Regions from separate parts of the Homo sapiens genome. Here regions 1, 2 and 3 are each linked to region 4. The links are chromatin contacts, found by Hi-C or POLR2A ChIA-PET in ENCODE. All regions are on one chromosome and are shown on one strand. The core of a region is the stretch at or near the end of the contact, and the rest is flanking DNA. Distances in the headings are between cores, read along the strand shown. Region 1 overlaps SPTBN1 (spectrin beta, non-erythrocytic 1). Region 2 holds the start of SPTBN1-AS2 (SPTBN1 antisense RNA 2). Region 3 has its middle 14 kb from the start of EML6. Region 4 holds the start of PSME4 (proteasome activator subunit 4).

Region 1 (2,700 bases), core at 68-2,567, 660 kb before region 4:
GAAAGCAAACACTTAAATGGCATATGCTACAGATGGGATTAAGGGCAGTAGTTTTCCCCTTGAAAATGTCAGACATTTACTGCTTTTACAACAACAAAAAATAATAAAGGCCAGAGACATTTTATGCCATTGCCATCTATCATCAGAAACCAAAATTAAATTTAAAAAAATAAAAGATTGTTAGTGAATTTGGGCTAAAAAGAATTAGTCATCTAAGAATGTGGATGGGTTAGGAATGTCAAAAGGAAATTCCCTTCCCTCAAATTCCAGTTCTATTTCTAGGGGAGTTCAAGAACGCAAATCTTTAGAAAGGAGATAATATGAGTTGGAGTTTAGTGACAAATGCAGGAGTCCTGCCAGTAGTCAAAGGGATAAAGGATTCCATTCCCTTTGGCATGGCATCTCATTGAAGTCCTACAGTGGCAGGGAAGAATCCCAGATACTGGAAATTAACAACAGGACACACATCCTCGCCTCTCACGGAAATAACAGAAATGAAAGTAACTTCAAACACTGGAAAGATTCATTAAGGGAGAAATATGACCATACAGAATCCTGAATGTATTTCTTATATAATCAACTCTCATGCATGCCCGGCAGTTACCGGCCCAGGCAGCCTTTCTCCTATAGTGGGACCATCAAGATGGGAAGAAAGAGGCAAGGATTTAGAGTCACATGTCCAAATGACACCGATCTATGCGCAGGTGTGACAACGGCCTTCGTGTGGTGTGAAACACAGCCACACAGGCATCTGGGACTGCCGCTGACTCAGAAGACGCTTAAAAGAAGTGAGTGTGGCTTAATGGTTTACTAGTGCAACGGACATCATTCGTGGGAAGTGAAACTCAGGAAATTCTCTCCATGTTGGATCACGGATTCAATTACAGGGAAGGGCCTGAGAAGGACCTTTTAAAACTAGGGAGTAGTTTCCACAGTCTTAAAGAGTGCTTTTCCATCTCTCACTTTCTCTCCCTGTAATAAGACTCAAAAAAGCTCCCTCATCACATGAAGCAGATGCGGGTGTTCTGGTTTCTGTGAATAGTCAAGAACCCCAGGTGCCTGAGTGAAACAGCTGGGTAACTTCTGAGCCTGTTTTCCGGTGTGAGACAGGGTCTTGCTTTATGAAGCTGGATACTGTTCCTTGCTCCCCATGAACTGTGCTGTGGCTGGAATTTCCCTCTTGGTCAGGAGCTCCCTCCCTCCCTGTTCACATCCCCTGGGGCAGGCTGAGGACAGTCTCTTCCCACTCACAGGCACTTTGAAGGCCACTCATGCCCCACCCACATCTGTTAGAGTCAGTGTCTTTGTTCTGGTACTCTTTCAACAACTCAGGAAACTTCCTGAACGTAAGCACATTATAATGACTTTACATTCTAGGAGAATCGCTTCACCACAGTGTCAGGATGTTTCGAGGAGCGGGGATTATATCTGAAGGTTTAGATGTTTACTTAGTTTGTGCTCCTACAGCACCTGGAACTCACAGATGTGTGTGTTTTCATAACTGACAAGTACCCTCTAGGGTCAGTTTCAATTCTGTGGGCCTCTGGGGATATTAAAGTGAAATCAGAATTCAGTTAACATCAATGGAGAAAAATAAGAAAATGTAGTTCTCCTGATGGCAGGTCATCGGAAAGCTCCCTCCTTCCATCTTTATTATGCTTATTGATAGTACAGGGTTATCTTTACGTTTCATTTTTAAAACTGAGGAATCCTAAGGAAGCTCTGGAACACCAGTAGCCCAGGCTCTTGGTCAAGGGCAAAATGAAGGTTAAGCCACAACTGAGGGCTGCTGCTGCTGAAACGTTTTATCATATCCAGGAGTCTAGACAGCATCATCTGCTTCCAACAGCTTTGTGCAGTTGCAGCACTGGGGACATAAAAAGAAACCGAGGAAGCAGCAAGGCAGCTGCATGCCTGCCTGAATGCACACATCCCTAACAGCCAAGCCCGCCTGCAGGAAACCAGCTGTGTGCATCTAACATGGAAGTACATAGGATATCTTATTTACAAAATACTCAGAGTTAATATTACAAAAAAAGGAAATTCTTTTTCCCTAGGTTATGAATGCTTTGCCCAATTGCTGTTTCTCATGCTCATTTAAGGAGGGTTTGGTGGATTTATTTTTCTTTTTTGCAGCTGTTTTAAAAGCAACAGATACAAAATTATAATTAACATAAGTTATTCTCTATTCCACAATACCACCCTAGAACATATAGTTCAGCCTGGGAATCAGCTCAGAAAAAAAGATTGGAAGTGGTAAAGACAGGAGCTCAATCTTTATTGGAAACAGAGTAATCCCCTCTCCACCCATCTTATTTTAAGTCAACCTGACCAGGGGTCCCAGGAAACCCTCTCAGATGTGGTAAGCAAAGGAATATTTTTCCTTTCCAACACACTTGAAGGCCAGAAGAGAGGCAGAAAGGAAGGGCTTGTTTTTTGATTACATCAGTCTCACAGCAAGCCCTTAAATTCAACCCAAACTGGAACAGGGGCTAGTGATTGATCCAGTGGCTGGCCCAGACTGGCCTGTGCTAGTGCATCCAACCCCTGATCTGCCCCAACCTCCAACTTAAGTAACCGGGGCAAGGCAAGAGTAAGGAGTGAGTCAAAGAGTTAGGGTCAAACAGAGTCCACTGGCCTCCAGCCGGGGAGGAAATCTTTCAGACAGACAGACAGACACACACACGCACACACACACAC
Region 2 (2,700 bases), core at 69-2,568, 710 kb before region 4:
GGGGAAGGGGTCATGAGCCAAGGAATGTGGGCAGCTTCTAAATGTTGCAAACAGCAAGGAATTGAAATTTCCTCTAGAGCATCCCAAAAGGAAAAGAGCCCTGCCAACACCTTGATTTTAATGCAGTGAGTTTTTGTGTCAGACTTCTTACTTATGGAAGAACTGTAAGATAATAAATTTATGTTGTTTGAAGCCACTAAGTTTGTGGTAATTTGGTATAGCAGCAAAGGGAAATTCACACAGCCAGCTACTTTTTAAACGCTGTTCCTGTGTTTGCAGAATCTGTAACCTCAAGGGGCAGAACCTTCCTTCTGCAGAATATGAGGTCTTTTCCCAGCTGCACTTGCAGCAAGGGCACAGATCCATGGCCAGTATCTGTCAATTGTACACCTGCATGATTTTGAATTAGAGGCTGGTCATGTGCAGAGGGGAGCCTGGCAGAATCTGTTCTGTGAGGGCAGTGGCAGGGACAGCTGTCACTGCAGCAGCGTGTTGCTGTCAAAGACAGCAATTCCCACAGCAGGGTTTGCGCACAGTATGGTGTCATGGTGGGCACCTGGCAGTGTCAGAGTCCAGTGACGAGTTCCAGGAGCCTGCCCTAGGCTGGACTTTGGACATTTTTCCTGGCTGTATAAGCCCTAAGCCTGGTGCCCTTGTCCTCCTGGAGATTCTGGGAGCCTTAATAAGTTCCTTTTCTGCTAAATTAGCCAGAGTTGGTTTTTGTGGCTTGTGATTCAGAACCCTCAGTAAATCAGATATGAATGAACAATTCAATTCACTCAAAAAGAAAGTGGTGACACATCCCTGTAGTCCCAGCTCTCAGGAGGATCGATTGAGCCTGGGAGGTCGAGGCTGCAGTGAGCCGTGATCATGCCACTATACCCCAGGTTGGGTGACAGATAAGACCCCATCTCAACAAAAAGGAAAAAAAAAAGCAAGAAGAAAGAAGAAAAAGAAAGAAAGGAAGGAAGGAAGGAAGAAAGGAAGGAAGGAAAGAAAGAAAGAAAGAAAGAAAGAAAGAAAGAAAGAAAGAAAGAAAGAAAGAAAGAAAGAGAAAAAAGAAAGATGACAAAAACAGGAGAAAAAGTTGACCCTAGCTAGCAGTCAAAGAAACTCACAGCTTGAGGTGCCATATGATAGTTACTAAAAACAAAAACAATTGTTTCTGTAGCACAACAACGAGAACAGTTCCTCAGATAATGTCATTTCATTCAACTTTTTTTTTTTTTTTTTAATGATGAGAAAAAAATTGATTCTCTGCCAGGGCCACTGTCTGTGTGGTTTGCATGCTCTCCCCACGTCCACAGGGGTTTTGCTCTGGATGCTCTGGTTTTCTCCCACCCCTCAAAGAGGTGCATGTTCAGTTCACCGGCATGTCTACATGGTCCTGGTGTGAGTGTGGGGTGTGTGTGAGTGTGCCCTGCGATGTGACAGTGTCCTGTTCAGGGCTGGTTCTTACTTTAAGCCCTGAGCTGCTGGAATGAGCTACAGCAACCGGAGACTGGAGACTCCGGCAACCTAGAGAACTGTTATTATTGAGTAAGTTATCTTACTTGCTTTTATTTATCTTTCTTAAATGTATGTATAGCTCATATTTATTTCAGTGGTTAATATCAGAAGTGTTTTTTTTTTTTGAGACGGAGTCTCACTCTGTTGCCCAGGCTGGAGTGCAGTGGTGCAATCTTGGCTCACTGCAACCTCTGCCTCCCAGGTTCTAGTGTTTCTCCTGCTTCAGCCTCCTGAGTAGCTGGGACTACAGGCATGCGCCACCATGCCCGGCTAATTTTTGTATTTTTAGTAGAGACGGGGTTTCACCATGTTGGTCAGGCTGGTCTTGAACTCCTGACCTTATGATCCACTCGCCTCGGCCTCCCAAAGTGCTGGGATAACAGTCATGAGCCACCGCGCCCGGCCTTTGGTTTTTATTTAGAATTTTGATGTGTTTGTGACTAGAAATAAACCATAGGAATATTAATTTGCTTGTGGTAAAATTGGTGTTACTTACTTTCAGATTGCAAGAACATATTGACAACCTTAAGTGAGGACTGACTGTACCTTTGTTTATAGCTAGTAACTAAATGGATACACTGTTTGGAAAGTAATTTGGAAAGGAGTAATAGGAATATTTAGCAAAAATCTGTAAACGTGTCCTTAGCTTCTGACCTGGCAATTGCCAAGAAGCTTGGGAGGGTGTTTGGTAAGATAAAAATTATTTGTGTGCTTGTGTTTGAAAATTATTGATGTGGGCTTACAGTGTGTTAAACTAGGGGTGATAAAATTTGCATTAGGACCCCAGAAGCTTTTAGAGAGCAAAGAGATTAGAACCTATATTCAGTTTCCTGAAATGTAAAGTGACTGAAGCTGTCAGAGCGGCTGAGATCAAGGCTCTCTCTGAGGCTGGGCAGGAGAATGACTCCCCTGGGAGAACATTTCCACAAGGGGAAAGTGGTTAGTAGATGCGTACCCTGCACCAAGGCACGTGATTAAAGGGGAATATGGTCTGTGCAGTAGCCATACCAGGGGGCAGTTTATGCCCCCAGAAAACTGCTCTCAAAAAGAACCAAGAGCTGTAATTTTGGGAACACAAGCCTCTTTGGTGGAGAATGGTGTTATTGCTAAATGCTCAGCATCTGGGGAGCATTTTAATGCCTGATGCTGCATCAACTTGTGGAAAACTACCAATAGTCCTTGAAATAAGCA
Region 3 (2,753 bases), core at 179-2,678, 740 kb before region 4:
TGATGGTTAAGGATTTGGGCTCTGGAGTCAGACATCTCCATTCAAGTCCAATTCTACCATCTGGATATGTGACCCTGGGCAAGTTATTTATCTCTTAACATCTCAGTTTACTTATCTTTAAAATAGGCATGGATAATAAAACACATTTCATAAATATGTTGTGAGAATTCGATGAACTGGAGAATGTATGTAAAGTGATTATAATACATACCACATAGCGTTATGGGATCCTTGGAGTGTCACTTGGCCATCCAGAAACCTCTGTGGCCAGTGGTACCTTTGCTGGGTTTTGCTCTGGCCCTCTGGGCTCATTCCGCCCACTCTGCCTGGAAGGTTACCCTTGGCTCGCACTACTGGCCTGGATCCCACACCTGCCAAGGGCAAGTCAGGCGTGGAGCAGCAAGAGGTGTGGGCGAGCTTGGGGTCCGGCCACTGTGCGCAGCCAGGCACTCCAGCTGCAGCAGGGTGGGCAGCTCCAGGTGCTGGCTCCAGAGCTGGCTCCCCGCAAGGCTGCTGCTAGACCAGGCGTACCATAAGCAACTTCCACAGCTGACATCAGGGAACATGGTGATACCCAGAAGCTTGGAGACGCCAGAAACTGCAGAGCCCTAAAGAGGGTGTCACAGACCTGGCTCGGGGAGCTCCTAGGTCTGGGATCCCTGACGGGCTGCAGCTCTTCTTTTCTTCTCTCTTCTCTCCTTCTTGTTGCCCGCAACGTGGCAAGCAAAAGGCGTGTTTCAGCCCTGTTTGTGTTACAGCTCTTTTAGCCCCACCATTTGACGGGTCCCGATTTCTTGTCCTGGGTGTCCAGGAAGAATGAGGTACACGGACAAGTGGAGGATGAACAAGACAAAGAGGAGCTTTACTGAACAACAGAACAGCTCAGAGGAGACCCGCAGTAGGTAGCTCCTCTAGGTAGCCAGGGTTTTCCCAATGAGTGTTCAGCTCTCAGCAGAGAAGGGTAGGTCTTCTCTTTAGGTAGGTCGTCCCATCGTCTCTTCAGGTCTGGCTGAGTCCGTGGCTTTTTATGGGCCTCAGAGGGGAGGAAGTGTGTGCCAGTCAGTCCATTAGCAGCCATGGACGGCCCGAAAAAAGCACCACAAGTTCCCACTCTGATCACGGGACCAGCAGCCCGGCCGCCAGACTTCAGACCTTCCCCGGATGGAAGGTGGGGCTTCACCAGGGACCTGCCTGTTTCCCAGGAGCCTGTCTGATCCTGCCGCCTTTATGGTGCCCAGGCGGTTCCGGCCCAGGGGCACCAGCAGGCCAGTGCAAAGCTGCCCTCAGCCCCTGCCGCGGCCTCCCTCACGGGCTTATCGGTGCCCAAAGCCCAGAGGAGGCTGAGGCGGCAGGGGACTGGTGTGTCAGCGCTGCCCTGAGTGTGCGCACACCCAGCTGGGCTGCAACAGCACCTGGGCTTGGCCCCAACCTTGCTCCGAGATCAGAGTGAGCAGCAGGAGCTGGGAGAAGCCAGGCAGCAGGAGCAGACACCTCCAAGGCTGCGGGGGTAAAGGGGGGCCTTCCTGGCCCCCAAGAGTGCGGAGATGCCTGGATCCGCAGCCGCGGCTAGGCGGCTGTAGCTGCACCTGGGAGGGCAGGGCTCCTGCCTGCTCCCGGCCCCCAAGAGCACAGGGAGGCCTGGGTCCACAGCCACGACTTGGGCGGCTACAGCTGTCCCTGGGAAGGCGGGGCTCCTGCCGACTCCATGGAACACAGCATTGCCACGGGCCCAGCTCCTCCTCCAGGCTCCTCTCTGCCTGTCCCTCCATGCCCCACCGTACTGCTCCCCTGCCAGTGGGTGAATCGGCCTGGCCCCACCATGGGGGCTCCCAGGACGGCAGGCTCCGAGGGGTCTCCCAGGGGTGGGCTCCAGGGTCTGCTAGCCTCCTCTCCGCATTTTGCCTGCAGCAGCGGTAGGCAAGGTGCAGGCGGCGCAGCAGCCCCTGCAAACTCTGCACAAACAAACCCGACGCTCTCAGGCGGCCCCATGAGTCCTGGTTGTGCCTTCAGCTGGGGGCTCGGGGGCTGCCAAGACGTGGCGGGAGCAAGGTTGAGGCCCCAGTGGAGGTCCCAAACCTGGGAGTGGGTCCTGCCCCGCTGTGTGAAGGTGAGGGTGGTGCAGTTGGCTGCCTCAGGAACGCGGGGCACAGGGGACGTGGGGCACACCCACCACCGCCACTGCTGCTCCTGCAGCGGCTCCTGCCACCACCGCCTGCGCCTCCCCACTGCAGCCAGCGTGGTGGCAGCGGCTGCTCCGGAAGGCCCACCACTGTCATCAATAGCACTCCAAATATTTATTATTAATTATAGTTGCACAACATCAATATTTAAAATATCCTCTCAAAGAAGACTCCCAAAAAATGTAAAAGGAGGATTTAATTATGCATGAGTCTGTGTGATTGCCTGAGTTACTGTTACTGTGTTTTTAGTTTGCCTGGCCATGAAAGTTTTCTGATAAAATTCTAGAATGTATTAGAACTAATTCTGCATTAAACTAAGATTTCTTCACAACCTTAAAAGCATCAACATTGTTTAAATGCAAAGACTTTAATGAGCTAAATAATATGTTACAAGTTCATTAAATTGCTACCATTATGCAGCATAGATGAATAAATTTCCAAAATTGCACGCAGAAGGGACAGTATTATGTCATCAATGAATGGTAATATAAAGGCCTCAATATCACATAGTTGGGTTCTAGAGTGAGGAAAACTAGAGAAACGATTATCCAAATAGCTTGACACCCAAAATTC
Region 4 (2,754 bases), core at 29-2,528:
TGGCGCGATCTTGGCTCACTGCAACCTCCGCCTTCCGGTTTCAAGCGATTCTCCTGCCTCAGCCTCCCGAGTAGCTGGGATTACAGGCGTCCGCCACCACGCCCGGCTAACTTTTTTGTATTTTTAGTAGAGACGGGGTTTCACCATGTTGGCCAGACTGGTCTCGAACTCCTGACCTCGTGATCCGCCCGCCTCGGCCTCCCAAAGTGCTGGGATTACAGGCGTGAGCCACTGCGCCCGGCCGCCAGAGTAATTCTTAAAAAATGTAAATTATATCATCCCACTGCTATGCTTAAAATCTTTTGGAAGTTTGTCTCTAGGATAAAGCTCTGAATTCCTTAGGATTGCCTTCTCAGTCTCATTTCTCCGTCCCCTCTCTTACGCTATTTTGAACTTTGAATTTTTAGAATACATGCTTGCAGCGTCAAAGCTGTTCTCTCAGCTGAAATACGTGTCCTCCTCCCTCCTTTTTCTAACCAACTTTGCACTCAACCTTCATAGCTTAAATTAAGTATCACTTCTAGGAAAATGACACCCTCTCAAACCCCCTAGTTTCAACTTCTTTGTAGAGTTCCTAAGGATTCTTGTACTTATCTAGCAATTAAGAGCATTATCTTGTAATTCACGTCTTTATCTCTGCTAGACTAAGTCCTTGGGAGGGCGGAAACCAGGTTAAACTTTCTATCTCAATAGCCTAAACTGAGCGCCTTACACACAAAACAGCTGTTCAAATAGCATTTGTTCAGCGAGTAACTATTTTCTTCTTTGGAATGATGGCGGCCAGAATACCAGAAAGATGGGGACTTAAAGGGGACAGAAAAATTAAATCTATAAGGAACAAGCGGGATGGAGTAAATAAATCTATAAGGAGCAAGTGGGTACGTAGGCTTTTCCATAAACCCCTCTAACCCAGAAGCCGGGGCTGCTCGGCTAGGGGGACCAGGCCGACCTGGCTGCCGCCTGTCGTGGCGACTGGGACTCCAGTGGGCTGCCGCTTGGAGTGCGCGACCCCCGGCGAAGCAGGACAATAGCTTGGAATTCGGCCTCGTGTTTCCGGTGAGGCAGCCTCGCGCTGGGCCGGTGAGGCCTGGGGTGGGGGCTCCGAGCCGGGCCCACGGCGAAGAAGGCGCAGCCCGTTGGGCTCCAGCTGCCGCCACCACCGCCTCCCCCGACGCCGTCGCTCCGCCCCGCCCCGCCCCGGAAGTGACTTGAGGCCGGTCCGGAACCTCTGGGCCCGGCGGCTGCAGCGTCACCAGCAGAGCCGGTGCGGGGCGGGCAGAGCGGCCGCTGCCGCCGCCAACGAACTGAGAGCCGCGTGGGGCCCAGCAGCACGCCGGCCAGGGAAGGGGGCCTAGCGATCGGTCCGAGGGCGACGGGCCGCCAGCGGCCGCAGGGCGACGAAGACGCGGAGGAGGCGGAGCCCGGAGAGGGGTGGGGGCCGGGGAGGGTTCGGGTGGGAGGGGGTGGGGGGGGTGTCCCTGGGCTCATGGAGCCGGCCGAGCGGGCGGGAGTCGGAGAGCCCCCGGAGCCGGGCGGGCGTCCCGAGCCGGGCCCGCGGGGCTTCGTCCCGCAGAAGGAGATCGTCTACAACAAGCTGCTGCCCTACGCGGAGCGGCTAGACGCCGAGTCCGACTTGCAGCTGGCCCAGATCAAATGCAACCTGGGCCGGGCCGTGCAGCTCCAAGAGCTGTGGCCCGGGGGCCTCTTCTGGACCAGGAAACTCTCCACGTAAGTGTGCCCGGGCCTGCGGGCCGGGCCGGGGGGAAAGGCTCAGTGAGAGGTGTCGGGGATGGTTGCTCTTTGTCCAGAGGGCTGGACCCTTAGCTCTGTCCTCGCTGGAGCTGTCCCCGAGCGGTGATCCCAGGGTCGTGACAGAGCCTGTGAAGTACTCAAGCCGTCCTCCCTGCCACTTTCCTACGGGACTTCCCGGGTCTTTACCATCCCTCTACGTCCTCCGCATCTGCTTCTCCCGAAGTGTTCGGGTTGTTGTCTTCCCACCTGGGGGGCCCTGGGTAGCCCAAGGGCCCCGGCCCCGAGGGAGAGAGGTGAGCCTTTCTCAAGGGTCCTCCGTGGACTTTTGCGCATGGGAGAGGCGGGGCAAAGAGAATTTGTCTTTGGGGGAGTTCCTTGACTTGTCTCCTTGCTTCCTCCGGTTCTTCCTTCCCCTACGATCCCCGCCTCTTCGCATCTCCGTTGGCGTCTAGTAACTTTCTGAATGGAGAGAAGACCATAGGGAAACTTAAGGGTTTTGCTTTTTGGGGGCCCTCTCAGACCTGGCGGAGTTGATCGAAAAGGGTCGTTTAAAGTCAGACCTCATTCTTGAGCTTAACGTCTTATGTGGACAGTGTTGTTTTGGATTGTGTGTTGCTCCTGTTGTGACATTTCTTTTGGAGAGACATTTAAGATACTGAGGAAAGTAGGGAAGAGCACTGTCAGGATGTCCAGGGCGATATTAGTATCAGGCTTGTGTTAATTTTTTGAGTTACTCAGATTAAGAGATTACCTAAATCAGTTTCAGGAGTTCTGTTTGTAAACTAGCTTCAAACTATAGTGTCACTGAAATTAGGAAAAAAAAAAAAAAAACGAGTGAAAATACAGTGGGGGAAAAAAGGTTACATTTACTTGCTGGATGGGCATCTTTACTGTGTCCGAAGAGCTTTTTAAGAAAGAATTTTGCTGTATCTTGTTTGGTTAACTGTACATAAAATCTAGTAACATGGTATGTTCACGCATGTGGGTATGGACGGGTGAACA

The links. Hi-C counts contacts between places; a loop is a spot of excess contacts on that map. ChIA-PET counts read pairs that join two places held with the same protein, here RNA polymerase II (POLR2A). Pooled maps may share reads with other maps.
Region 1: a loop to region 4 is called in a map of OCI-LY7, with 2.9 times the contacts of the local background. The contact joins the enhancer-like site here to the promoter of PSME4 in region 4. A Hi-C loop is called at or near these places in 1 of 168 maps with a recorded cell type or tissue (OCI-LY7), 6 of 37 single-sample maps with no recorded cell type and 5 of 50 pooled maps. POLR2A ChIA-PET finds 5 or more read pairs at or near these places in 1 of 52 experiments (GM12878).
Region 2: a pooled map shows a loop between it and region 4 (6-fold over the local background). The contact joins the promoter of SPTBN1-AS2 here to the promoter of PSME4 in region 4. A Hi-C loop is called at or near these places in 8 of 50 pooled maps. POLR2A ChIA-PET finds 5 or more read pairs at or near these places in 3 of 52 experiments (CD4-positive, alpha-beta T cell, GM12878 and activated B cell).
Region 3: a loop to region 4 is called in a map with no recorded cell type, with 4 times the contacts of the local background. The contact joins the enhancer-like site here to the promoter of PSME4 in region 4. A Hi-C loop is called at or near these places in 2 of 37 single-sample maps with no recorded cell type and 9 of 50 pooled maps.

What each region holds. Positions count from the first base shown.
Region 1 is chr2:54,633,413-54,636,112 of GRCh38, reverse strand. All of the region lies in intron 17 of SPTBN1 (spectrin beta, non-erythrocytic 1), which reads right to left. Among named protein-coding and RNA genes, the nearest start is that of SPTBN1-AS2, 45 kb to the left of the region's middle. RefSeq lists enhancers at 857-916, 1,157-1,336. Within about 2 kb of position 1,317, at least 24 of the 41 ENCODE cell types and tissues checked have a DNase peak (open chromatin) inside an H3K27ac peak, as active enhancers do; they include GM12878 and OCI-LY7, where a contact is called at or near this core.
Region 2 is chr2:54,678,663-54,681,362 of GRCh38, reverse strand. SPTBN1-AS2 (SPTBN1 antisense RNA 2) reads left to right here and starts at 1,318. Exons shown (of 3, transcript NR_186176.1): 1 at 1,318-1,539. The region is part of intron 1 of LOC105374653 (a long non-coding RNA gene); the gene reads right to left.
Region 3 is chr2:54,708,071-54,710,823 of GRCh38, reverse strand. No RefSeq gene overlaps it. Among named protein-coding and RNA genes, the nearest start is that of EML6, 14 kb to the left of the region's middle. Within about 2 kb of position 1,428, at least 11 of the 41 ENCODE cell types and tissues checked have a DNase peak (open chromatin) inside an H3K27ac peak, as active enhancers do.
Region 4 is chr2:53,969,517-53,972,270 of GRCh38, reverse strand. PSME4 (proteasome activator subunit 4) reads left to right here and starts at 1,278. Exons shown (of 47, transcript NM_014614.3): 1 at 1,278-1,728. The coding sequence starts at 1,487. It also overlaps a transcript of ACYP2 not described here. RefSeq lists enhancers at 760-809, 1,105-1,399, 1,666-2,430 and silencers at 1,010-1,399, 1,274-1,435, 1,410-1,609.